Linked DNA regions of Homo sapiens: all the other regions are linked to region 3. The links are chromatin contacts, found by Hi-C or POLR2A ChIA-PET in ENCODE. All regions are on one chromosome and are shown on one strand. Each heading gives the region's core, a stretch centred on a gene start or an enhancer-like site at or near the end of the contact. The rest is flanking DNA. Distances are from core to core; before and after follow the strand shown. Region 1 holds the start of NT5C2 (5'-nucleotidase, cytosolic II). Region 2 holds the start of WBP1L (WW domain binding protein 1 like). Region 3 holds the start of BTRC (beta-transducin repeat containing E3 ubiquitin protein ligase). Region 4 holds the start of ARL3 (ARF like GTPase 3). Region 5 holds the start of CNNM2 (cyclin and CBS domain divalent metal cation transport mediator 2). Region 6 holds the start of TRIM8 (tripartite motif containing 8). Region 7 holds the start of BORCS7 (BLOC-1 related complex subunit 7).

Region 1 (3,149 bases), core at 395-2,894, 1.8 Mb before region 3:
TTTTTTTTGGAGATGGAGTCTCCCTCTGTCGCCCAGGCTGGAGTTCAGTGGCGTGATCTTGGCTCACTGCAACCTCCGCCTTCCGGGTTCAAGCGATTCTCCTGCCTCAGCCTCCCGAGTAGCTGGGACTACAGGTGCGTGCCACCATGCCCAGCTAATTTTTGTATTTTTAGTAGAGATGGGGTTTCGCCATGTTGGTCAGGCTGGTCTTGAACTCCTGACCTCAAATGATCCACCTGCCTTGGCTTCCCAAAGTGATGGGATTACAGGTGTGAGCTACCACGCCCCGCCACCCTGGCCTTTTTTCAAATGCACTTGGTTTAAAGATTGTGTTATGCCAGCTTCCAACCCCTATTCCTCTTTTCCATATATCCTGAGAAATTTAGAAGGTGAGGGGCCCAAGGTCTATCCTTAGCTGACCTGAAGCGAAGTTGGCTGAGAAGCACAAGAAGGGGTAGAAGTGCTCTGGCGGAGCACTTATTAAAAAGACGCGGAGGTTTTGGTTGACTGCAAGCCCAATATGAGTCAACAGTATGGGTGCCAAGAACTTTATCGCAGGAGTGCAAAGCGATAGGTCCCAAAAGGAGGAAGCTATAGTCCTGCTTTGCTCTGATGATACCACAAACATTTGGTTCAGTCTTGGGTGATGTATTCTAAAGAAATCACAGTCAAATCTACCATTTGCGTGAGAGGGATAAAGACCCTCAAAACCAGGGCAGAGGAGGAACAATGGAAGGAACGGGAGACACTGATGTGGAATGAGAAGACCTTGGGCAGAGGTGATAGAAGTAAAGTATCTGAAAAGTCAAAGGTCCAGGAGAGATTAGACGTTTGTTCTCTGTGGCTCCAAGGCATCGAATTTCGGCCCTGAGAGTGGAAGTTTAGACACATTTTCTCACTGGTGAGAGCTGCTCGGACCAAGGAATTCAGTCCTCTGGAAATAGCTAGCTGCTTTTGCGGAGTCTTCCTGCTGAGTTGCTGGTGGTGGGGTGAACATTTATTGAGTGCTTACTGTGTGCCAGGATCCTGCTGAGGGCCTCACCTATATTGTGTGATTTCATCCCGTCAACACCCTTTGATGTGGGGACTGTTGTTCCCTATCCTGGTGCTACAAATGTGGGCACCAGGTATAGGAGGTCAGGTACCTCGCCCGAGGTTACAGTTTGTAAGTGGTGGTACTGGGACTGGAACTCGTTCTGACAAACTTCAAAGCTGGTGTTTTTAGCCATCAAGGGGATTCGAGGGTGCCATGGGGGTGTGGACGCATGAGGGGCCTTGAGGTCCATTAGACCAAAACATTCTGTGACTGGGAAAAAGGATGCCCTCTCCTCCCAAGGAAAAGCTTCTTCTGAATGAGACACAGTGGAGAGGTTAGCCCAGGGCCAGGCTGAGGGGCGCAGGCAGAATGCCAAGGGATGGAGACCCTCAGAAGGGCAAAGCCGGTGTTCCATCGTTTGAAGATCTCCAGACCCGCGGGACAGACAGACGCAGCGCGGTCAGGGAGCGTCGGCTTCGCCGAACTCTGCGGCGGAGCTGGGGGACGGAACAGCGCGCCGGTCCCTGGCCGGGCGCGAGCAGAGGGGCGGCGCGGGGCGGTGCCGGGCGGCGGGGGCGGGGAGGGCGCGCGTTGAGGCGGCTGCGGCAGTTGCGCGCTGGGATTGTTGCGGTGCGCTGGAGCCGGTGAGTGCGGCGGGCCCCGTGGGCGGGCGGGGAAGGAGCGGGCGAACGGGGAGCTAGGTGGGGAGGTGCGCGGCCGAACACGCGACCCCAGGGTAGCGGCCGCCGCCTGCCCCCGCCCCCGGCCCCCAGGGACCATGGCCCCAAGGCCCCTCTCCTTAGGCCGAGTCCCCGCCAGCGCGCTCGCGGACGCCGCACGCCTCCCAACTCCCTCGGTGCGGCCCCCGCCCCACGGCAGCCCCTTCCTCCGCGCCGCCGCGACGCCTCCGGCCCACGTCACGCTCGCGCCATTGTTTCCCAGCCGCCGGCTCGCTGGGACCCCGCCTCAGCCTCCCAGCGCGGCCGTTCGCCGCGTTCCGCCCTCTTCCCCCCTTTCCTCACGCTGGTGGTAGCCCTTTCCTCAGTCCTGCTGACGTCCTCCAGCTGATTCCAGGCTGTTCCCGGCCACCCCTGAGGCCGTCTTTTCGCTTCTTGTAAAAGCCTCCCCGCCCCCAGAGCTCCTCGGTCGCCTCCCGAGAAGCCAAGGGGCCTCTGGTGGAGCGCCAGGTTGACAGCGTTTTAGCAGGACCGCGAGAAACGGCCAGCTCGTTTGCCACACGCCCGTGTGCAACACTTCCTGGAAAGGTCACAGCGAATTGCAAGCCGCCACAAAAAACATCCGGACAGCTCCTGGTCAGGGGGCTGAGCCGTTCAGTGGCGGCCTATTCTTCTCCTTTTTTCGGGGCTCCTGAAATCGGAGAGGGCGAGATGCCGATCTGAGGCCTGAACCCTTAGTTTAAGAAAAACGTTTTGGGGGTTTGACTCCGGCAGGCCACAGCTTCTAAAAGCAGCAGGTAGAGGCTGCTGTCCGAATCGACGTTTTCCTGGGCTTTCACCTTTAGGGCCTTGATGTTTGAGGGGGGTCGTGCTCTGAAGTACAGCGCCCCGAAATGACTAGTCACCATTACAGGGGGGTGTGTGCGCGCCCGTCCAGGGGCCGATGAGTTCTTCAGGATTGAGCTGTACTTGGTTCCCAGTGTCTGTAGACTATTCATTTCGCCTCTTCAAGCAACGAATGCAAACTACTGACCATAATGTGAAAGGGAGAATATTGAAACTGTGTCATTTACCATGAAAACTTAGTGTTATTGCGTAGAGAAGGCTTTAGGTTTCAAAAATATTTACCACATGGCTTTTCAACAACGGTTAGAATTTATCCAGATGAAGACATCCAGGCCTGAAAGGGTGAAGTTCGAAAAGAGAAAAAAAATAGGTGTGAGCTGAGAGTGGAAAAAAAAAAAAGAACAAAAAAGGTTAAGTTCAAGAAAACATAGCTGGTTAGTAATTAAAATAAAAACTCCACATGCAGGGTTGATACTAGCATACACAGACTTATTTCTGAAGTGCATTTCCATTGCAGTGTAAACCACTACATTTCAACAGTATAGGTAGCTGCATTACTCTCATTGACCCAGAATTAAGGTTTTAGGATT
Region 2 (3,085 bases), core at 89-2,588, 1.4 Mb before region 3:
TAAAATAGAGGATAATGGGCAAAACAAGATGTATTTGTGAAAAGGCAGCCCTAAAACTCCTAGGGAAAAGATAAGTATTTTTGCTGGCACTCAGTTTCTGCTCTTGTTCACAACACAAGTTCAAGCGCTAAGTTGTATAAACTTTGCCACTACGCTATGCGTCTATGTGTGTATGCCTTTCTGAAAAAACGGGGAAAAGAACAGAAAGTGAAGAAAAAAGAATCATAAAGCTTTGCCACATGCAAGGAAGGAGGGGTGATTGCCCCCACTGCACCCCACCCAACTTGGCACCAGGAGTAACGCTCCCATTAGGGTTTTGAAATGCCAGCTGGAGCTGGAATCAGCACAAGCAAGCTTCTCTGCCTGGATAAAGAGCAAGCCACCCAGCAAGAAAAGCTAGGGTGCTCCATTTGCTGCCCATATTGGCATCAGAACCACCCTCTGGTCAAAAGCCCTGAGCTGGCTCAGATCAGCATCCGTGACTTGCTCTCCCAGGCCAGCCAGCCTAACAGCAAGAGCTTGTTACAGCTCAAGTGTGCTCCTCCTCCTGAGGGGTTCCACTCTGTTTCATCCCACCTGCCTTCTGAGAGTCCTCCCTCCAACCAAGTGCGCCATGGCTTACAGATTTTAAAATGGGGCCAAGTCTCTCCCAGGAACATAGTAATTTTTTTTAAACGTACTAAGATGCCCTCGGAACTTTCCCCAGTCCATCCTTAAAGAAATATCCTCAGGATCCCCTCCCTCACAGGCCAACTCAATAGCCTGTGTACCCCTACACACACAGACGTACATACTGCATTACTGCCTGGGACACCTGCTCCACAGAGGGACACGAATAAGGCCCACATCCTCAGCTTGGCACCGCTATCCAGCCACAGTCACCCCAGCCCACCTAACCAACCTGCCGTCTCAAACGCCCCTCACTCGCTTGGCATCATGCCTCTGCCACCTCCTTGACACCAAAACTGTCACAGGTGTCCCTCAGCTAAATACCGACGCCCCTTTAGATCCTGTCCACGCCAGGCATAGACGCCCCTCTCGGGACCCCTCAACTCTTGGCAACAACACTCCTTCAGACCCCTCCAGCCAGGCCTCGACGACCCCCAGGACCCAACATGGCCCAGACGCCCCCTCCCCCTTACCTGCGGGGGTTCAGCCCTGGCTGACAAGGGGCTGGGCAGCGCCTGGAGGAGCAGGAGCGCCATGCCACCCAGGAGCCTTCTCCTCTCCATCCCCCTCCTGCTCCTGCTCCTCCGCCACGGCGCCGCCACCTCCCTCCTCCTCCTCCCTCTCCTCCTCTACCCTCTTCTTCCTTCTTCCCTTCTTTTCCTGTTTGACGCTCCCCTCCCGCTTCCGGCTCTGCTCCACCCCGCCCCGCGCAAAACACCCTCCCAGACACGCGAGAGACTCTCCAGTTCCAGCGCTTCATTGGCCTTTGCCCTTTGTCCATTGATCAATGTAGCTGTCGATCAAATATAAGTCCCGCCTTCCCCTGAAGACGAAGCGATGCAGCCAATAAAAAGTAGGAGGAAGCCGGACCATCTTGAATGCTGCGAAGAAGTGTAAAATTCGTCCCAACCCGCAGAGAGTGGCGGAAGCAGCTTCATAAGGGGGCGGGGCCACCCAGGTGGATGGAAAAGTCTATTTCTGATGTAGCCATCTTGAGTGTGGCGGAAGTACTAGTTTTCCAGTTTTCCACATCAAAAAAAGAAAAAAGGTTTAATGTTTCTCAAGGGTGTTGGAAAATAAATTATTCCTGAAAGGTAACCAGGCGCTCCTGAAGAGGAAAACAATTGCAATGTAAAAATATTTTAATGTCTTTTGTCTTGAAGCACAGCACTATTACCAGGATGCCTCTCTTGGTCTCAACTGCCCAAATAGCAGCTTAGGTCCGTTTGAATTCCCTAGAAGATAGTACCTTTATCTGAGGCATAGTGCTTCGTCACCCCAAGTTCGACGGACAAAATTCTGGTTCTACTTCACAAATTGCTCTGAAATCCATCATCCATTGCTTCAATCCATGTTCTTCTAGCTAAATACAAATGGCTTCCCTGCTGCCCTGCAAGTTGACAATTCTTCCTCTCAAATTTCCGCCACACACTACAACCATACCACATTAAACCAAATATTACTATATCATGGCCTCTTCTTTTAAATACTTCATCTACCTACAGAATAGAGAGTCCAAACTTCCCAACACGGTCCTCTCTGTGACTTCGTCCCTGTCTACTTCTCTTTATCTCACCTCTCACCACTACATTTTCCCACACATTCCACTCACACTGACCATTGAAGAGATGCCCAGTAACTTCATTTACATATTACAGATACAGTTCCCTGCTTACAAACTCCTAGCCCCATCTCCTTGCTGCTTCTTCTGGATTCTTGTAACACTTATATCTGCGTGCCTGGTTTGCAGTTTTTTGTACAGCATACCAGGTCTTTCTTCTTCTTCTTTTAAAGCCTATAATATCCTGTACAAGGCTCAACCAGAGCTTGATCAATGTTGGTAAAATAGCCAGGTGTGGTGGCTCATGCTTATAATCCTAGCCCTTTGGGAGGCTGAGGCAGGTAGATCCCTTGAGCTCAGGAGTTTGAAACCAGCCTGGGCAACATGGAGAGAACCCTGTCTCTACAAAAATAAAAAAACTAAATTAGCCAAATTAGCCAAGCATGGTGGTGCACACTTGTAGTCCCAGCTACTTGGGAGGCTGAGGTGGGACAATCACCAGAGCTAGGGAGATTGAAGCTGCAATGAGCCTTGATTGTGCCACTGTACTCCAGCCTGGGCAACAGAGTGAGACCCTGTCTCAAAAAAAAAAAAAGGCCAGGTGCGGTGGCTCCTGCCTGTAATCCCAGCACTTTGGGAGGCCGAGGTGGGCGGATCACATGGTCAGGAGTTCGAGCCTGGCCAACATTGTGAAACCCAATCTCTACTAAAAATACAAAAAATTAGCCAGGCGTGGTGGTGCATGCCTGTAGTCCCAGCTACTCAGGAGGCTAAAGCAGAAGAATCGCTTGAACCTGGGAGGCAGAGGTTGCAGTGAGCCAAGACTGTGCCACTGCACTCCACCCTAGGTGACAG
Region 3 (3,504 bases), core at 379-2,878:
TAAAGTTTTAGTGAATTTGACTAGATTCCAAAAAAGTATTCTTATAAATGGGGCAGTTTAAAGTCTAAAATTCAATTTTGTTAGTATCCATGTTTATCTGGATTTGTTACGGTATTTTAGGCAAAGATACAAAATAGCTATTTTTTTAAGCAAAGGAGTAAGATTTGGAGTGACAAGTCACAATAACTTCTGAAAAAGCAAGACTGGACTGCAAATAATATCAATGTCCCTAAGGCCACCTGTTAAGCTTAAAATCTATGCATTCCATCATTCTTTAGTTGTAACCACAAAGTCTGGTTTTACACCTAGGAAATACAAAAAGCATCAGATTAAAAGCATCAAATATCAGACTATACGAGTTTGCCAAAGATAAGCACAGCAAAAAGAAAAGCGTGATACAAAGTTAAAGAAATATGTTCCAAGGGGTTTAAGCACACCCACAAAATCCAATCTTTGCTCACACTGTGCTTCAACCTAAAACTGACGGGTAACCACAAATCCTGACTTATCCCTGACTTACTTCCCTCTACCAACCTCCACCCTTTTTATCTCCTAAATTTCTCAACTGATCTCATCACTTCTTATGGGTCTTTGCAACTCTCATCTCCACGGCCTTTCCTTTCCCAGAAAATGATACAAAGCACCTGGCCTCCACATTTTACCGTCCCACAATTTACCTTTAAATTTTGTTTTGCTTACCCTATTAGATACTCATTTTGCCCCAATCTCCTGTACCCATGTTTCCCTGACAATCTGCTCTTACTTTTCATCACCTTGTCCTTATTACAGTATTTAGCTTCTCCTTTCAAAGTAGCGTTATGTACCCCTCCCTGACATTTGTAATTCTAGCTTACAGTCAACACCCTTTTCCCCTCCCAGGGACTGTCATTATAGCCCTAGGTCCTCATTCCCAGTCCTTATCTTCTTTAGTGAGGCCTCTTCCCTTCCAGAGTTTGTCAACAGTAGTTTGGCCAAGCTGGGATTCCACCCTCAAGGCAAAGGCTATCCTCCCTCCTCATTCTACAAAACTATAAGCCTCTCACCAGCCCTAGCGTTCCCTCCTCCACCCTTAAATCCATCTGCATCCAGCCCTGCCCGTTCCCCTCTACCCACCGTATCTGTCTTCACTCTATCCCGCGCTCCCTTCCCCAGTCGTGAATGCACCTCCTCTCCCGGGCCTTACCGGTAACCCTGACACCAGGAAGGCCCCGCCAGCGGCCTCACGGCGTTTCTCCAGAGAGCTTCCTCCGCTTTTCAGTAACAGTCCCCACGCCCCTTTCCCTCCAGGGCCCCGCGCGCCGCCTGGAGCCCCCTCCTCGATTAAGCTCCCGCTGTCACTTGGCCTCTCATCCACAAGATGGCGGAGCCGCTGCCCCCACCCCTGGGTCCGCTCCGCAACCCCCAGCCTCCTTTCTGGAGCTCCCATCCCATCCCTCCAGCCGCTCCGCCGCCAGCCTCGGCCCAGGGTCCCGCTGCCCGGTCCCGCAGTGGGCGGGCGGCCCAGGCCAGCGACGCCGCCAACGCCAGCGCCTCCACCGTTCCCCGGCCTCCACCGTCTCCTCACCATAAACTTGAGTGCCTTCTCTTGCAGCACCGCCTCGGCCGGGTCCATAATCGCCGAGGCCACTGGGTCCGCTCTCCGCCGGGGCCGCCCCTTTGGTGCCAGGCCGCAGCCAACGCAGCGCCCGGATCCCGCCTCCTCTTCCTTCCCCCCGCCCTCTCTTACCTCTCAGGCGCAGGCTGAGGGGCCAAGGAGAATCGGCTTCTCCGTGCGCAGGCGAAAGCCCACTGGCTCACGGGATTTGTAGTTCTGGAACTTCCCCCAGGAAAAAAACTGAGGCTACGCCGTGAACCGCAACTCCCACAGTTCACTGCGGCAGCGTTGCGGTTGCCCACAAGCCAGATTTAGATAAGTTGCCATTACGCAGAGGAAATCGGCTGATGGGAATTGTAGTTTACAGCCTCTAAGGATGAGAAACGGGAGGGGCACGGGTGTCTCCGTGGTTACCGAGCGACGCCAGTAGCGGCTTGCCTGGCATTTGATATCAAGATGGCGGCCAATGCCTCACTTGTAGCCCAAATACTAAGAAAAACTGTGGCAAGAATCACGGGTCCTAGGACCTGCCTAACTGTGGTTTTAGGAAGCTGAACGTCCCCAAATTTCATGTATCTGGCATCTGCAGGTTTGCGACCCAGAGTAGCTGGGCCAATGGGCACCTGGCAGCAGCTCACAGACAAATGCGGAATTTCAAGGTCCTCCTAAGCCATCGCCACCCACACTTCTCCCGAGGAATCTTTTCTCCCCCACAGCAAGTCAGGGCCGAATAGAACTCGGTTCAAGAAATTCTCAGTGTTTAGAGCTCAAAAAGCACATAACTTGCTATTGCTAACTGTGGGATGTAAGCCCTGCACTAAGGGTCAAACAGGTACTTAACAAAAGTCCTTCAACGGTGGAATATAATGGCCTCCAGCAAATAAAGCATATAAATATTTTCTTTGGCCTGAAAAGGTACAATATGGGTTTATTTTGGAAATTGGGTCTACCTTAGGAGGAGAAAACTCTAGGGTTTGGTTAAAAGTGATTTAGGTTGTTTTAAGCTGCTATGTTTGTGATAATTGGTTATACAGCCTAAAAAACTGACACACACCCAAATGCCCCTCAGCAGGTGGTTGTATGAACAAATTGTAGCATATTCCATATGTAGCACAGTGGAATATTACTTAGCAATGAAAAAGAACAGTATAACAACAACAACAACAACAAAAGTGATTTAGGGCCAGGCGCGGTGACTGACGCTTGTAATCCCAGCACTGTGGGAGGCTAAGGCGGGTGGATCACCTGAGGTCAGGAGTTCGAGACGAGCCTGGCCAACATGGAGAAACCCCCGTCTCTACTAAAAATACAAAAATTAGTCGGGCCTGGTGGCACGCGCCTGTAATTCAAGCTACTCGGCAGGCTGAGGCATGAGAATTGCTTGAACCCGGGAGGCGGAAGTTGCAGTGAGCCGAGATCACGCTACTGCACTCCAGGCTGGGCAACAGAACGAGACTCTGTCTAAAAAAAAAAAAAAAAAAAAGTGAGTTAGATTGTGACAGCCTTGTACAAAATATCTGAATTTATAAAATAAATGAACTAGGAAAATACTTTTTGACTTATAGGAAAAAATCTCCATTTTAAACTATCTTATTCACTCAGTCATCCAACAAATGGTAAGCATATAACCGTGTGCAGACATCATCTCAAGAAATAGGGATTCATCACTACTTGGGTGGCTAAAATATCAGACTTCACCACTATAATTCATCTATATAACCAAAAACCACTTGTACCCCAAAAACTATTGAAATAAAAATAAAAGTAATTAATTAAACAAAAAGAAAAAGGAATGGGGATTCATTAATGAACAAGACAGACCCAGTTATTTCCTCGTGGAGCTTACACTTTTACTCTGTTGATACTTTGTCCTAGCCCCTATATCCACAAAACTCAGCATGATACTTAAT
Region 4 (3,094 bases), core at 67-2,566, 1.4 Mb before region 3:
CCACCTCTCAAAGTGCTGGGATTATAGGCATGAGCCACTGCGCCTGGCCGCAATTACCAATTTCTAGGGGTTGTGAAAATGAAATTTGGTATGAAATGTATTTCATTAGGAAGGATGTAATTTCCATACGGGCTGATTTTGTCCACTGCTGTGTCTCCAGCGTCTAGAACAGGGCCTAGCACGTTTGTGTAAACTCTTCTTATAGTCCTCTGCATCGGGAAAGGGATGGGAGGTAGCACTTCCCAACCCACCCCAGTGTCCCACTTGCTCTTCCTTGGCTAAAAATGCAGGCTCATTTTTGCCTCCTCCAGGACTACAGATGGTACGCGGTCCTGTCCAAAGCAGCTTAGCAAAACCGGCCAGAGGCTGGGCACAGTGGCTCACCACTTTGGAACACCTGTAGTCTCAGCACTTTGGGAGGCCTAGGCGGGCGGATGGCTTGACCCCAGGAGTTCGAGCCCAGCCTGGGCAACATGGCGAAACTCCGTCTCTACAAAAACAAAATACAAAAAATTATCCAGGCGTGGTGGCGCCCGCCTGCAATCCCAGCTACTCGAGAGTCTGAGGCGGGAGAATCGCTTAAGCCTGTGAGGCAAAGGCTGCAGTGAGCCGAGATCGCGCCACCGCACTCCGGCCCGGGCGACAGAGCGACACCCTGTGTCAAAACAAAAACCGGGCCGATCCCCAAAACGCCTTTCACCTGTGCTTTCAGCTCACCTCAGGGCTCAGGGCCAGCCCCCAGGCTGCTTCTTGCCCTCCGACAGACGGCCTCCCCCCATCGGTACTCCCCCATCCCGGACAGCTCGTAACGCCCCAGCCGCTCGGCCTGGCACTCCTAGGCAATGGGGGTCAGAGCAGAGGGGCCCATCTGCAGCCCCAGGGCGCACTTCGCGCCACGTGGCTTCTGCAGGTGGAAGTCCAGCCCGCGCTGCAGCCCCGCCTGGGCAGTCAGGACAGCAATCTCAGCACCCACCCGAGATGTGGGGATTGGAGGTAGACAGGGCGAGCGCCATTGTCCCAAGGCCCCTTACCTGGTCCCGGGACAAATGCCACCAGTTACAGCCCGCCTTGAAAACTGGCCCGGGTGAGAGGAGGACCTGGGCTGGGGAACTGCCCCCACGCCCGCCCCACGCCCCTCCTTTTCGACCAATCCCAGGCCGGGAGGCTCCCGCCAGCCACGTGGGCAGGCTTTCTCCACTCCCTGGTCCAGGCGAGCCGGCGGCGGCCTCTGCAGCTCCCGTAGCCCGCCCACTGCGTGGGCGGGCGCCTTAGCGCACTTGCGCACTCTGGGGAAAGCGGAGCTGCACCCCGCCCCGTATTGCTGCTCAGCTCCTCAGCTGTGCGTGCGAGGGACGTCGGGGGCGGCGCCGCAGCAGTTGCCCCTGGTAACGGGGGAGGCAGCAGGAGGAGGAGGAGGAGGAGGGACTCGGCGGGAGGATGGTGAGTGTGGGGGCCTGGGCCCCCTTGGAGCCGGCCGGTTATCCCCCTCCCGTCCCCAGGCCCAGGGCGGAGCACTGCGCTTAAAGCCAAGGAGGGAATGGGACGTCGCTCAGCCTGCTATCTGGGTTGTGGACTGATTTCGGGGGTCGGCGGGGAGACCCGAGGGTGGGCCCTGGAGGGAGGCCTGGGCCTGGAGAGGAAGGCGGGGCTTGCAGCGGGTCCGAGGCTTGGGGAAGGGGCTGGCAGAGTGCGCGGCTGGCCGGGTGCGGAGCCCGGGCTCCATCATTACTCTGGGGACAGGGGTGAGGGCGGATCCCAGGAACTGCGGAGAGCAGCTTTCGCTAGCAGGCTTAGACTTCCCGGGCAATCGGTCTCGCGGCTTTGCAGTAAAGTGGGGTTCGTCTGGAGCCCGGCCAGAAGCGGAGAGAAGGCCGGCCCCATTGGCTCTGAGGTCGCCCTGGCGGTAGCAGGGGAGATGGTAGCCTAGCTCTCCTCCTTCTCGCGCTGTGCGGGCCCCTGGGGGGTAGGGAAGTAAGTCCCACGACACAAAGGGGTGCCGCTTGGAAGGGATGCCTGGTGGATTTTACGCCGTCTTGGTGTCTGCGTGGCGGGTGCGCTTCCTCAGTCCCGAATTATTTAGTTATTTGCTGAGAGTTTTGCAGGATCTGATTGTTGGTGATGACCGATTTTTCATTCAATACATAATCCATGTTGATGAAGACATATTAGCTGCTCCGTCTCTAGAATTTCCTTCGAAACCTTTTGCAGTCTCCTCTTGCGTGTGACCATACCAGGACCAAAAGATCTTAATCCTAGCTTGAGTTCTCCAAACTGAAAAGAACGAGAAGTTAAAAATGGAGATCGAACTTCAATCCGGGGCAAGGCTTTTCTCTGTCAGTCCCAATTAAAGCTTTCCCAAATTCTAAATTATGGTTGTGACAGATCTGACCGTTGACACTCTGTTTCTTGTTAATGTCTGTACAGTTAGTTGGAGGGAGTTAAAATGGAATTGAGTAATTTTAGAGCTATCAAAGAAAAATTGATTTTGAACACTTAAAGCAGGTTAGTTGGCTGCAAAGAGCCTGTCATCAAACTTATAGTCACTGCTCCAACTCTCTTCCTAGTTCCTTTCTTGACTTTTAGAAATGTTGAGCCATTTCTGTTGATTTAAGAAGTAAAAAAAAAAACAAAAAAACTAGATGCCCAGGAAAAAAAAAAATAGATGTATGTTTGGTCAGATTATCCAGTGAGTAGATTTAGAAAGGAAAAAAAAAACTCAATTGATTTTACATTGTCAGATTGTTAAAGAAGTAGGGTTATTTGATCTGAAGTTGCCAATCACATTTCACACTTGCTACACTTGCAGTTTTTTTTTAACCTCAGGCTAAACAGATTTTTACAACTGTTTCTTTTTCTTAATCATTTATACGTGAGCTGTCCTTTTAAAGTTAAAGTTTTTCTCAACAAATGAGTACAAACATAAATATTTACCCAGAAAATAGCTAGAATTGGAATGAAAAGGGCATGCCGAACCAACAGAGATTGAGATTCATCATTATGGATGAGAAGTGCATGAGAGTTGGCTAACTTTTCCCAGTTTGTTGATCAATTAAGTGTACTGTGTAATCCATGATTGTTTAATTTATAATTACAG
Region 5 (3,161 bases), core at 521-3,020, 1.6 Mb before region 3:
TCATTGAAAACAAAGTGCAAGGGGTGGTTATAAAATTTGGTGATGGTTTTCAGGGGGGTACAGTCATCGGGATCCACGAAGGCCAAGTCTTTGACAAACAGCAGGTCCACGATATTGGAGCGCTCCCCTTCAAACACTGGAATGCGGGTGTAGCCGCTCTCCATGATCTCAGACATGGTGTTGAAGTCCAGGATGGCTTCGCCGGTGATCATGAAGCAGTCCCGGAGTGGGGTCATCACGTCCTCCACCGTCTTGGTGCGGAGCTCCAGCGCCCCTTGGATGATGTTCAGCTCCTCCTTAACGAGGTCGTTGTAGGGATCGGTGACCCGGAGCATCTCCAGCAGTTTTTCCCGGTTATAGACGGTGCCTATCTCCTGGCCCAGGACGCAGTCCAGCAGCTTGCTGACCGGGTAGGAAGCGGGGAAGGTCATCATCATGAAAAACTTGGTGAGGAAGATGGTGTTGGCCCCCACAGCCAGGCCATGCCGGGAGCAGATGGCCTGGGGCACGATCTCTCCGAAGATGACGATACCGATGGTGGAGACTACCACGGCCACGAGGCCCGAGCCGGCGATGTCGTCGAGCAGGATGGTGAGCGTGGTGTTGACCAGCACGTTGCCCAGCAGCAGTGAGCACAGCAGGTAGTTGCCCTGCCTGCGCACCGGCTCGATGCGCTTGGCGTAATTCTTCTCCTTCTCCGTGCCGCAGTTCTGCACGATGCGCAGCTCCATCGGGTCCAGGGCCATGAGCCCCAGGTTGAGGCCGCTGAACATGCCCGACAGGCACAGCAGCAGCGAAATGAAGATCACCTGCAGCCAGAAGGGCAGCAGGAACTTCTTCTCTTCGCCTACGATCATCTTGGTGTCCTCGCCGTCGTGGTAAATCCAGGTGGTCTCGGCCCACGGGGGCGGCGGGAGCCCGGCCACCCCCGAGCCACCCTTGCCCCCGACGGCGCCACCCGTGGACCCCGAGCCGCCGGCGCCCAGGGCGGGCGTGGAGAGCGACGTGCACAGGTAATAGGACTTGCTCTTCTCCATCTTGCGTAGCGGTTTGATCTCGATCTCGATGATGCCCGAGGTGCGGCGGTTGAGAATGATGTGGGGCAAGATGATGATGTCTGAGGTGCGGATGCCGCATCGCTGGGGGCCGCTGTCCGGCTCTGGCGGCGCGGGGCCCCCCAGCCCGCGCTCCCCCGGGCTGTGGCGCCGCCGCTCGTGCTCGGTGAAGGCGATGCGGGACCACGTCTCGTTATTGATGTTCTGCCCGTACACCCGCAGCTTGACCCGGGTCCGTTCGCTCACCCGCAGCGCCCCCCCTTCCATGAACGACACGTCGTTCGTGTCCTCCAGTCGCAGCCCGATGATCACCGTCTCCTCATTCTCGCCCACCGCTGCGCAGCCGCCCGCACCGCAGCAGCAGCTCAGCAGGAGCAGCGGCAGCAGCCGCCCCGCAGCCGCCTGCAGGATCCCCCGGCCGCGAGCGCTGAGGCTGCGGCGCGCCGCCATCTTCCAAGTGGGCAGTGCGGCGGCTGCCTGCCCGCCCGCCATCTTTACTTTGGGTTCACAAGCGCCACAGCCAATCATAGGGTGGCTGCTCCAGCTGCGGCTTCATCCTTTCAACCCGGCGGCGCGAGCGCAGGTACCGGCCCCTGGGCGAGACTGCAACGGAGCGTCCGCGGCCAGTGCTCAGCAGTTCGCCTCCCTGACTGACACTGACTCCACCTCAGCCAGCTGAGGAACCCCGAGGCTCGCGGGAGGGAAAGAGGGAGGGAGAGGAGCGCCGGCTGCTCCCGCGAGAGGCAGGCCGACCAGCCAATCACAAGCGGGTGCCCGCCCTCCCAGCCAGGGGGCTGGAATGGGGGCGTGACCGTGTGCCGCTCCGCGGACCAATGGCAAGGTAAGTGGGTGGGGCGACGAGAGCCACCGTCCCCGTCTGCACGCCAAGTTTCCAACTGAAAGGCGCGTGACTCTTGTGTATGTGCGAGGGGAGGGGGCGTGGCCATCTGGGACTCGAGAGCCAGTCAAAGATGAGAGCTGAAGAAAAAGGGGCGTGGCATCCGTCCTGCTGCCAATGGGAAGGAGCCGTCCCTGGGGCCCGCGCTCCCCAGGGGCCCCTGTAGTAGATCCCGGAGCCTGGACCGGCCAGGTTTGGACTAAAGCCCTGCGGCGCAAGGCGGCAGGTTCCCGGTGCACCGGTTACTGGCTCTCCAGTTCTCAATTCGTAGGCACAAAGCCGCGCGCCCTCCTGCCCCGGAAGCCCGAGAAGCCAACTAGAGGCGGCTTGGGATGCACACAGCCTAAAAAGCCGGGGCACCGGCCGCTGTCCCCAACTCCACCTGCGCGGCGCTCCGCCGGGGTAAGCGGCGTCGGTGGCCCCGGCACAGCTGCGGACCAGCAGTCCTCGCGCCTCGAGACTCCTAGGGTACGGGCTCTCTGCGGCTCGCGATCACGTGGCGCCACCTGCGGGCAGCATGAGCGCCCTGCAACGCTTTCCAGGTCGGCGGCGTACCCCAAAAGGTGTGCAGAAGTTACGGATGGAGCGGTCAGGGGGACAGTTCCCCAAATTTCCTAGTCATAGAACCCCTACATATTATTGCTAGGAGTATATACTTCCTAGACCTTTTCCCATATTTACAGAGTGGGAAGGGCCCCGAATCTGTATTCCCAGCAGGAATTCAGGCAAGTTAAGGAAATGGGAGGGGGCAAGCATCCTAAACAGACCCACAGAGGCTCATTCTTAATCACACTGACCAAACTCTGCTAGGGTCTTAGGTCACTCAAGAGCAAAAAGTTCTGGAAACCTAGCTCCCCAGTACTCCCAACGTCACCTGGAGGTGACGAGGTAGCAGAGTAGCTGCCAAATTGGTCTTTTCCTTGAAACTTAAAACATTCAGGCCGGGCGTTGGTGGCTCACGCTTGTAATCCCAGTACTTTGGGAGGCCGAGGCGGGCGGAGCATGAGGTCAGGAGATCGTAGACCACGGTGAAACCCCGTCTCTACTAAAAATACAAAAAATTAACCGGGCATGGTGGCGGGCGCCTGTAGTCCCAGCTACTCGGAGAGGCTGAGGCAGGAGAATGGCGTGAACCCGGGAGGCGGAGCTTGCAGTGAGCCGAGATCGCGCCACTGCACTCCAGCCTGGGTGACACAGGGAGACTCCGT
Region 6 (3,314 bases), core at 288-2,787, 1.3 Mb before region 3:
GAAACCAGATTTCAAGGCGGCTCAACCTTAAACCCACAGGATTCTTTTTCCGTCTTCCACTTCCCCTCCCCAAATGTGGGAGGGCGGCGAGAGGGCTGTGCTAGGCGAAAGGGCCAGGATGATGAAGACAGATACTTGAAGGCTTGTTCATGCGGCCCGTGCGACACACAGGCACACAGGGCAGCGATTCTCACACAGGGAGAGCCGGCTCTCGGGAGGAATCCAAATAGCGGAGCCGCTGTCGGGGCCTCGCTGGCTGCCCAGGCCCTGTCCAGAGAGACGGCCGGAGTTCTGCTCTCCCTCTGGAAACTCCCCCCACTCCCCCCCCAGTGTGTTTCCAATAGCGCTGAAAACTAACATGGCTGCTTTTGTTTACTTCCTCATTGGTATGCCAGCATCATGGATCATGTCAGCCACAGCAGCGGCACCGGGACACTCATTACATAAACAGCAGCTGGAGAGGCAGGACCGGGGTCACTGCCTCGGTGACTTCCCGTAGGGCCTACAGCAACAAGACTGGGGGAGGGAGCTGCGCACCACAGAAAAGCAACACCCAGACTCTACCCCTGACGGTCCCACACCCCAATCCCATAAAGCACTCAGAAGACGGACCCTGTGCGCACAGGTGCGAGAATGTACCAAGTAGCGACCCGGGGCCCTTCTTCCCAGGACCCTGTCCCCAAACTTTCAGAGAAGAGTTTGGCCAGGGGCCACTGGCCTGATGTCACAAGAGTCAGCCTGTCGGGATGGGTGGTCCCGGGGCGGGAGAGAGGAAGGGACTGTGTGTCTGTGTGTGTGTGTGTGCGCGCGCGCGCGTAGGGTACTTGCCCGGATTTCATTCCTTCGGATCTCCACGTCGCACACCGAGTGTCCCTGATGCGCGCCGCTGTAGTAGCAGCAGTACTGGCACACGGCCACCTGCTCGGCCTCGCAGTGGTAGAGGCGGTAGGCGTTGTGCTGCGGGCAGCTCCAGGCCCGCACGTCGTCCGCCTCCACCAGGAGGTGCCCGCGGGCGGTGGAGGGCTGCTGCAGGTGCGTCTGCACGTGGGACTGGCAGCAGGGCGCCTCGCAGCGCAGGCAGACCTTCTGCGCGGGCAGCGGGGGGCCGCGGCGGCAGAACACGCAGTGCAGCGCCGCCGGCGGCTTCTCCACGTGCAGGGCATTGAACTTCTCCACGATGTTGGTGAGCTTCAGGTTCTTCTCCAGGCCCGGCTTCTGGTTGTAGGCCTGGTTGCACTCTGGGCAGCGTACGAGGCCGCTGTCCTTGGCCCACGCCTCGCCGATGCAGCCCCGGCAGAAGTTGTGTTTGCACGGCAGCTGCACTGGCTCCACGAAAACGTGCAGGCAGATAGGGCAGATGAGCTCCTCCTCGAAGCAGTTCTTCCAATTCTCCGCCATGGCGGCCGCGGGCAGGGGGCCGGGGCAGGCCTCCCCGACTCCCCAGCCCCGGGGGTCCGTCCGGAGCCGCTGTAGGCCCACCGAGCCCCGAGCTCCGGCCCCAGCCGGCCCCGACGGTCGCTCAGTCAGCAGCGCCTTCCGCGTGCCCGCCCCCCGGAGGAGGGAGCCGCGGTCCTCACGCCGCGCGCGCAGCGGGCTGCGTCTCCTCCTCCTCCCGAGCGCCTAGCGGGAGGCGGCGGACTGCGCCAGGGCCGCGGCCGGGACTCCAGCCTTGGAGGGGAGCGCCGGGGTCCAAATTCCATATAAGAGGCCGCCTCCCCGTCGGCGCGGCTAGGGCAGTGGCGGCCCGCGGCCTGCGCTCGTCCCCGCGGCTGACATTGGGGCGCGCCCCGCGGCAGACGGAGCTTGGGAGCAGCACACTTCTTCCGGCGGCGGCGGCAGCGGCGGCTCCTGCCTGGCTCGTCGGCGCCGCACCTCCCTCGCAGGGGCCGGAGCCCGGGGTCTGCGGGGCCAGGAGGCGAGGGCGGCCGCGCCGAGGGCTGCTAGATCCGGACGGGGCGGGAGGGGCAGGCCGGCGGTCCCCGGGCCACGGTGCAGGCGTCCCCCGGCTGGCTGGCCGGGCGCGGGCTGCGGGGCGCGGGCGGGCCGACTCCGGGGCGCTGCGTGCGCGCAGGGGCAGTCATTCAGATGAAATTCCAGTCCCCGGCCAGAGACACCAGCCCGCCTCTGCCTTCCTCCTCCCTTCACAAATAGAAACGGAAGGGGGAGGGAGAGAAGTGGAAAAAAAGGCAACCGGCGAGGGAGGGAGGGAGAAGCCCCGGCGGCGCTCCGGCCTGACCCCCGGGCGGCTACTTCTGCGCTCCCCCGAGGCCCGGCGCCCCCGCCGCGGAGAGACCCCGCGCGCCCGTCTCCGCGCTGGGCGGGCGCCCGGGCTCTGCCGAGGAAAACAAGGATTGATCAAACTAGAAAGGAATTTTTCTCAACTGCTAATGAACAGGAGGCTCGGCTCCCGGCCCTCCCCTCCCCTCCCCCGGCCCTCCCCCTTCGCCCCCCCGGCCCCCTCCTCCCCACTTTCTTTTCTTCTCGGCCTCTGCTGGGGCCTGGAAGGCTCGGGGCTGCGGTCGGAGCCAGCCTGCGGCGGCGGGGCCAGGCCGAGCCGCCACCCTCAGCGCCCAGCCATCTTGGGCTCCGCGGCGGCGGCCGGGGTCTGGGCGCGCTCGCTGAGGGCCCCGCGGCGTCCTCTCGCTCCTGATTCTTTTTTTTTTTTTTTTGGTGGGATTTTTTTTTTTCCAAGGGGAGGGCTGGCGGCCTCCAACAAATTAGGAGAGAGAGAGGGAGAAAATGCCAAGTCCCGATTTCTCTCCACCTCTGCTCCACCCACCCCGGTCCTGTCCAAAAAATAAAAGAAGATGAGAATTGGAAGAAGTCGGCAGAAAGGCGAGAGCCCGCGGTCCCCGGCTGCTGCCCAGGCGACGCGTCCGGGGCGGGCCCGCACCCGTTGCTCGGTCCGAGGTCCGTCTGTCTGCCCGCGGCTTCTCAAGGGAGGGGAGGGCGCTTCGGGCAGGGTCTCCGCAGCCGCTGTCGCCTCAGAGCTTTATCCTCAGATCAAAAAAGAAAAAACAGGAAGAAAAAAATCCCAACCCCAACACTCTCATCACAGCCACCTTCAGCCATCTTGCGCGTATTATTATTTCAGGAATAATCTGTTTAATAAAAATACCTGCGTATCCAGCCCCTCCCCCGCGTCCTGGGGTCCCCGCCCCCTTTTAATAATAATCTCGATAATAAAAACGATCGGCGGGCCGGGCAGTCCGTGGCGGCCCTTTCCTGCCTCGACTTGCTCGGGCCCGGCTCTCCCCCCGCGAAGGGGCGCCCCGGGGTGGGGGTGCGTCCCCGTCACCCGCGCGGGGAGGAAA
Region 7 (3,247 bases), core at 369-2,868, 1.5 Mb before region 3:
GGCAGGAGAATCGCTTGAACCCAGGAGGCAGAGGTTGCAGTGAGCCCGAGATCGGGCCACTGCACTTTAGCCTGGGTGACAGAGCTAGTGGGACTCCTCCTCTGTCTCAAAACAAACAAACAAACAAAGATTAACCCTTTCATCACTCTCTATTCCCAGATTAATTTTGCTTCACAGGATTTACCACCACCTGATTTTTTTCTGTTTCACTTGTTTATCGTCTGTCTCTTCACTAAAATGTAAACTTCCCAAGTAGAGGGATTTAGTTTTGTTTATTCCGTGTACCTAGAGCAGTTCCTGGCACATAGCAGACACCCAATAAGTATTTGTTAAATGAATACTGTGGAATGAGTTTTTTACACATGAAATTCTCAGCTAATCAAACAAAATAGCTATGTGGAGACTGCTCAAGAAGCAATGCTGCCAGGAGCGGTGGCTCACGCCTGTAATCCCAGCACTTTGGAAGGCTGATGCAGGCAGATCATGAGGTCAAGAGTTCGAGACCAGCCTGGCCAACATGGTGAAACCTCATCTCTACTAAGAATACAAAAATAGCCAGGTGTGGTGGTGCGTGCCTGTAATCCCAGCTACTCAGGAGGCTGAGGCGGGAGAATCACTTGAACCCAGGAGGCGGAAGTTGCAGTGAGCCAAGATCACACCACTACACTCCAGCCTGGCGACAGAGCTAGACTCCGTCTCAAAAAAAAAAAAAAAAAAGGAAAAGTACTTCCTTCAATTAGTCATTCTAAAGACTTCATGAATTAAACTCCATAAAAGACAACAGTGTCTAGCATATATAAAATGCTAAATAAATGTACGTTTATTATGATGAATATGTTGAATATTTACAGGTGGTTAACTATAAACACCTCTAGTTGAAAATATATATAATATATATTACATATATTATATATAATATATATGTATATTATATATGTAATATATACATACACATTATATATAATATATACGTATATATATTATATAATACGTAATATATAATACTTATATATATAATTCGCCTCCCAGGTTCAAGCAATTCTCCTGCCTCAGCCTCCCAAGTAACTGGGATTACAGGCATGTGCCACCACGCTCGGCTATATATTTTTTTAATTATTATTTTTTAGTAGAGACGGGGGTTTCTCCATGATTGTCAGGCTAGTTTCGAACTCCCGACCTCAGGTGATCCGCCCGCCTCGGCCTCCCAAAGAGCTGTTTTAAAGCACAGGTTCCCATGGCATCGCTTCTTCCCCCAACCCTCACACACTGTCCCTAACCAAAGAGACTGCACACCCCAGAATGCAACACGCGCCTCCGCGAAGAAGACCTACTCATAGCAAGTACTTCACAGCCTACAATTCCCAAGATGCAACGCGACCTCCTTCCCACAGCAACGAAAGACTGCGACTCCCCGGACTATCAGGCCGGGAGAGTCCACTTCCAGCTCACCTCGGAGCTCCGGGAGCCTTTCAGCACCTGCTTGGTGAGCGCGATTACGTCAGTACCACAGGTGGTCACCTTCTCCGTGAGAAGCCCCTTCACGGACTGACCGAACCGCGCTTGAGACTCTGGCGTTCCAGTCGCCATCATTTCAGTTAGCGAACGGTTGCGCACTGACGATGGTGAGTCGCCGGGGCCAAAAGACAAGCAAAGCGGAAGGAAAAGAGGCGTCTCTTCCTCCATGGGAAAAGGAAGGGACGCATGCGCCTGATGGAGGTTGACCTTTGCTCACTAAACTCATGAACTATTCATTGATATCCTGAGGAAAACAGGGTCCAGGCAAACATCTCTGGAGGGGATGGAGGACAGTTTCATTGACTCTATGGTTCAGAATCGGAAAGCCTGCGGCAGGGCATGGCGGCGCACGCCTGAAATCCCAGCCCTTTGGGAGACCCAGGCAGGAGGATCACCTGAGCCTGAGAGTTCCAGACCACCCTGGGCAACATAGCGAAACTCCATCTCTTTAAAAATAAAATAAAATTAAAATTAATACAAATAATTAAAAAGAATCAGAAGGCCCGGATTACAGTCCCAATGCTACCATTTAGCAGTGTGTGGCTGCAAATTACTCAGCTTCTGTCTTATATTCCTCATCTGTTAAACAGAAGTAATAATGTTTCCAAGGGGTTATGAGAATATCATTCCATTCATATATATATACACATATATATATATACACATATATATACACATATATACACATATATACATATATATACATATATATACACATATATATATACATATATATTTTTTTTTCCCCAGAGTCTTGTTCTGTTGCCTAGGCCTTTTTTTGATTAATTGAGACAAGGGGCCAGGCGTGGTGGCTCACGCCTGTAATCCCAACACTTTGAAAGGCCAAGGTGGATCACTTGAGGTCAGGAGTTCAAGGCCAACCTATCCATATGGTGACACACCTGTAGTCCCAGCACTTTGGGAGGCCGAGGCAGAAGGGTCACTCAAGGCCAGGAGTTCAGTATCAGCAGCCTGGGCAACATAGCGATAACTTGTCTCATTTTATTTAATTTTATTTTATTTTATTTTTTTTTTGAGATGGAGTCTCGCTTTGTTGCCCAGGCTGGAGTGCAGTGGCTCGATCTCAGCTCACTGCAACATCCGCCTCCTGAGTTCAAGTGATTCTCCTGCCTCAGCCTCCCAAGTAGCTGGGATTACAGGTGCTTGCCACCAGGCCCGGCTAATTTTTGTATTTTTAGTAGAGATAGGGTTTCACCATGTTGGCCAGGCTGGTCTCAAATTCCTGACATCTAATGATCCACCAGCCTTGGCCTTCCAAAATGGTGGGATTACAGGCGTGAGCCACTGCACCTGGCCTCATTCCATTCAATTTTAACAAACATTTCATGAACTAAATACCAGACACTGTACTAGGCTGGGGATAGAGAAAGAAATGAAATACAGTTCTTGTCTCTGTGGAACTCCCAGGCTGATGAGGCAGATAGGCCTGTAAACAAATGAAGAAGGAAAAACAATCTAATAGAAAAATTGGCAAAAGGCACAAGTAGGCAATTCAAAAAAAAAAATCAACTGGCTGATAAATGTGAAAAATGCTCAACATCACTAGTAATTTTTATTGATAACCTCTTTATTGTATTAATACCAAACTGATGGTAACCACCTTGTAAGTGAATTAATATGTAAAATATTTCAAGTAGGCCAGGTGCCGTGGCTCACGCCTGTAATCCCAGCACTTTGGGAAGTTGAGGCGGGAGGATCACCTGAGGTCAGG

What was found. A loop is a pair of places that touch in the nucleus more often than their neighbours do. ChIA-PET counts read pairs that join two places held with the same protein, here RNA polymerase II (POLR2A). Pooled maps may share reads with other maps.
Region 1: a loop to region 3 is called in a map of CD4-positive, alpha-beta T cell, with 5 times the contacts of the local background. The contact joins the promoter of NT5C2 here to the promoter of BTRC in region 3. A Hi-C loop is called at or near these places in 1 of 168 maps with a recorded cell type or tissue (CD4-positive, alpha-beta T cell) and 6 of 50 pooled maps. POLR2A ChIA-PET finds 5 or more read pairs at or near these places in 1 of 52 experiments (T-cell).
Region 2: a map of CD8-positive, alpha-beta T cell shows a loop between it and region 3 (5-fold over the local background). The contact joins the promoter of WBP1L here to the promoter of BTRC in region 3. A Hi-C loop is called at or near these places in 2 of 168 maps with a recorded cell type or tissue (CD8-positive, alpha-beta T cell and naive thymus-derived CD4-positive, alpha-beta T cell) and 8 of 50 pooled maps.
Region 4: a map of CD4-positive, alpha-beta T cell shows a loop between it and region 3 (5-fold over the local background). The contact joins the promoter of ARL3 here to the promoter of BTRC in region 3. A Hi-C loop is called at or near these places in 1 of 168 maps with a recorded cell type or tissue (CD4-positive, alpha-beta T cell) and 7 of 50 pooled maps. POLR2A ChIA-PET finds 5 or more read pairs at or near these places in 1 of 52 experiments (GM12878).
Region 5: a loop to region 3 is called in a map of CD4-positive, alpha-beta memory T cell, with 11 times the contacts of the local background. The contact joins the promoter of CNNM2 here to the promoter of BTRC in region 3. A Hi-C loop is called at or near these places in 1 of 168 maps with a recorded cell type or tissue (CD4-positive, alpha-beta memory T cell), 2 of 37 single-sample maps with no recorded cell type and 6 of 50 pooled maps.
Region 6: a map of CD8-positive, alpha-beta T cell shows a loop between it and region 3 (5-fold over the local background). The contact joins the promoter of TRIM8 here to the promoter of BTRC in region 3. A Hi-C loop is called at or near these places in 1 of 168 maps with a recorded cell type or tissue (CD8-positive, alpha-beta T cell), 1 of 37 single-sample maps with no recorded cell type and 9 of 50 pooled maps. POLR2A ChIA-PET finds 5 or more read pairs at or near these places in 1 of 52 experiments (RWPE1).
Region 7: a loop to region 3 is called in a map of CD8-positive, alpha-beta T cell, with 10 times the contacts of the local background. The contact joins the promoter of BORCS7 here to the promoter of BTRC in region 3. A Hi-C loop is called at or near these places in 2 of 168 maps with a recorded cell type or tissue (CD4-positive, alpha-beta T cell and CD8-positive, alpha-beta T cell) and 10 of 50 pooled maps.

What each region holds. Positions count from the first base shown.
Region 1 is chr10:103,191,767-103,194,915 of GRCh38, reverse strand. NT5C2 (5'-nucleotidase, cytosolic II) reads left to right here and starts at 1,644. Exons shown (of 19, transcript NM_001351169.2): 1 at 1,644-1,680. RefSeq lists a silencer at 1,550-1,829 and enhancers at 1,528-2,214, 2,215-2,903.
Region 2 is chr10:102,742,201-102,745,285 of GRCh38, reverse strand. It overlaps WBP1L (WW domain binding protein 1 like), which reads right to left and starts at 1,338. Exons shown (of 4, transcript NM_001083913.2): 1 at 1,143-1,338. The coding sequence starts at 1,232. SFXN2 (sideroflexin 2) reads right to left here. Exons shown (of 12, transcript NM_178858.6): 12 at 1,794-3,085. RefSeq lists enhancers at 472-701, 1,642-1,691 and a silencer at 1,202-1,361.
Region 3 is chr10:101,352,289-101,355,792 of GRCh38, reverse strand. It overlaps BTRC (beta-transducin repeat containing E3 ubiquitin protein ligase), which reads right to left and starts at 1,628. Exons shown (of 15, transcript NM_033637.4): 1 at 1,565-1,628. The coding sequence starts at 1,612. RefSeq lists a silencer at 1,405-1,584.
Region 4 is chr10:102,712,619-102,715,712 of GRCh38, reverse strand. ARL3 (ARF like GTPase 3) reads left to right here and starts at 1,316. Exons shown (of 6, transcript NM_004311.4): 1 at 1,316-1,440. The coding sequence starts at 1,438. It overlaps SFXN2 (sideroflexin 2), which reads right to left and starts at 1,077. Exons shown (of 12, transcript NM_178858.6): 1 at 1,032-1,077. RefSeq lists enhancers at 99-674, 675-1,251 and silencers at 1,037-1,186, 1,005-1,399, 1,467-1,516, 1,557-1,656.
Region 5 is chr10:102,916,903-102,920,063 of GRCh38, reverse strand. CNNM2 (cyclin and CBS domain divalent metal cation transport mediator 2) reads right to left here and starts at 1,770. Exons shown (of 8, transcript NM_017649.5): 1 at 1-1,770. The coding sequence starts at 1,583. LOC107984265 (a long non-coding RNA gene) reads left to right here and starts at 1,729. Exons shown (of 3, transcript NR_160733.1): 1 at 1,729-1,896. RefSeq lists silencers at 1,095-1,184, 1,795-1,974 and enhancers at 1,444-2,130, 2,131-2,817.
Region 6 is chr10:102,642,702-102,646,015 of GRCh38, reverse strand. TRIM8 (tripartite motif containing 8) reads right to left here and starts at 1,537. Exons shown (of 6, transcript NM_030912.3): 1 at 829-1,537. The coding sequence starts at 1,398. It overlaps TRIM8-DT (TRIM8 divergent transcript), which reads left to right and starts at 2,827. Exons shown (of 1, transcript NR_186489.1): 1 at 2,827-3,224. RefSeq lists silencers at 1-102, 1,388-2,367, 2,448-2,547, 2,818-2,877, 3,208-3,314 and enhancers at 278-377, 1,158-1,287, 1,389-2,144, 2,145-2,899.
Region 7 is chr10:102,852,630-102,855,876 of GRCh38, reverse strand. It overlaps BORCS7 (BLOC-1 related complex subunit 7), which reads right to left and starts at 1,618. Exons shown (of 5, transcript NM_001136200.2): 1 at 1,450-1,618. The coding sequence starts at 1,590. BORCS7-ASMT (BORCS7-ASMT readthrough (NMD candidate)) reads right to left here and starts at 1,667. Exons shown (of 15, transcript NR_037644.1): 1 at 1,450-1,667. RefSeq lists enhancers at 1-275, 1,283-1,472, 1,072-1,584, 1,543-1,602, 1,585-2,098.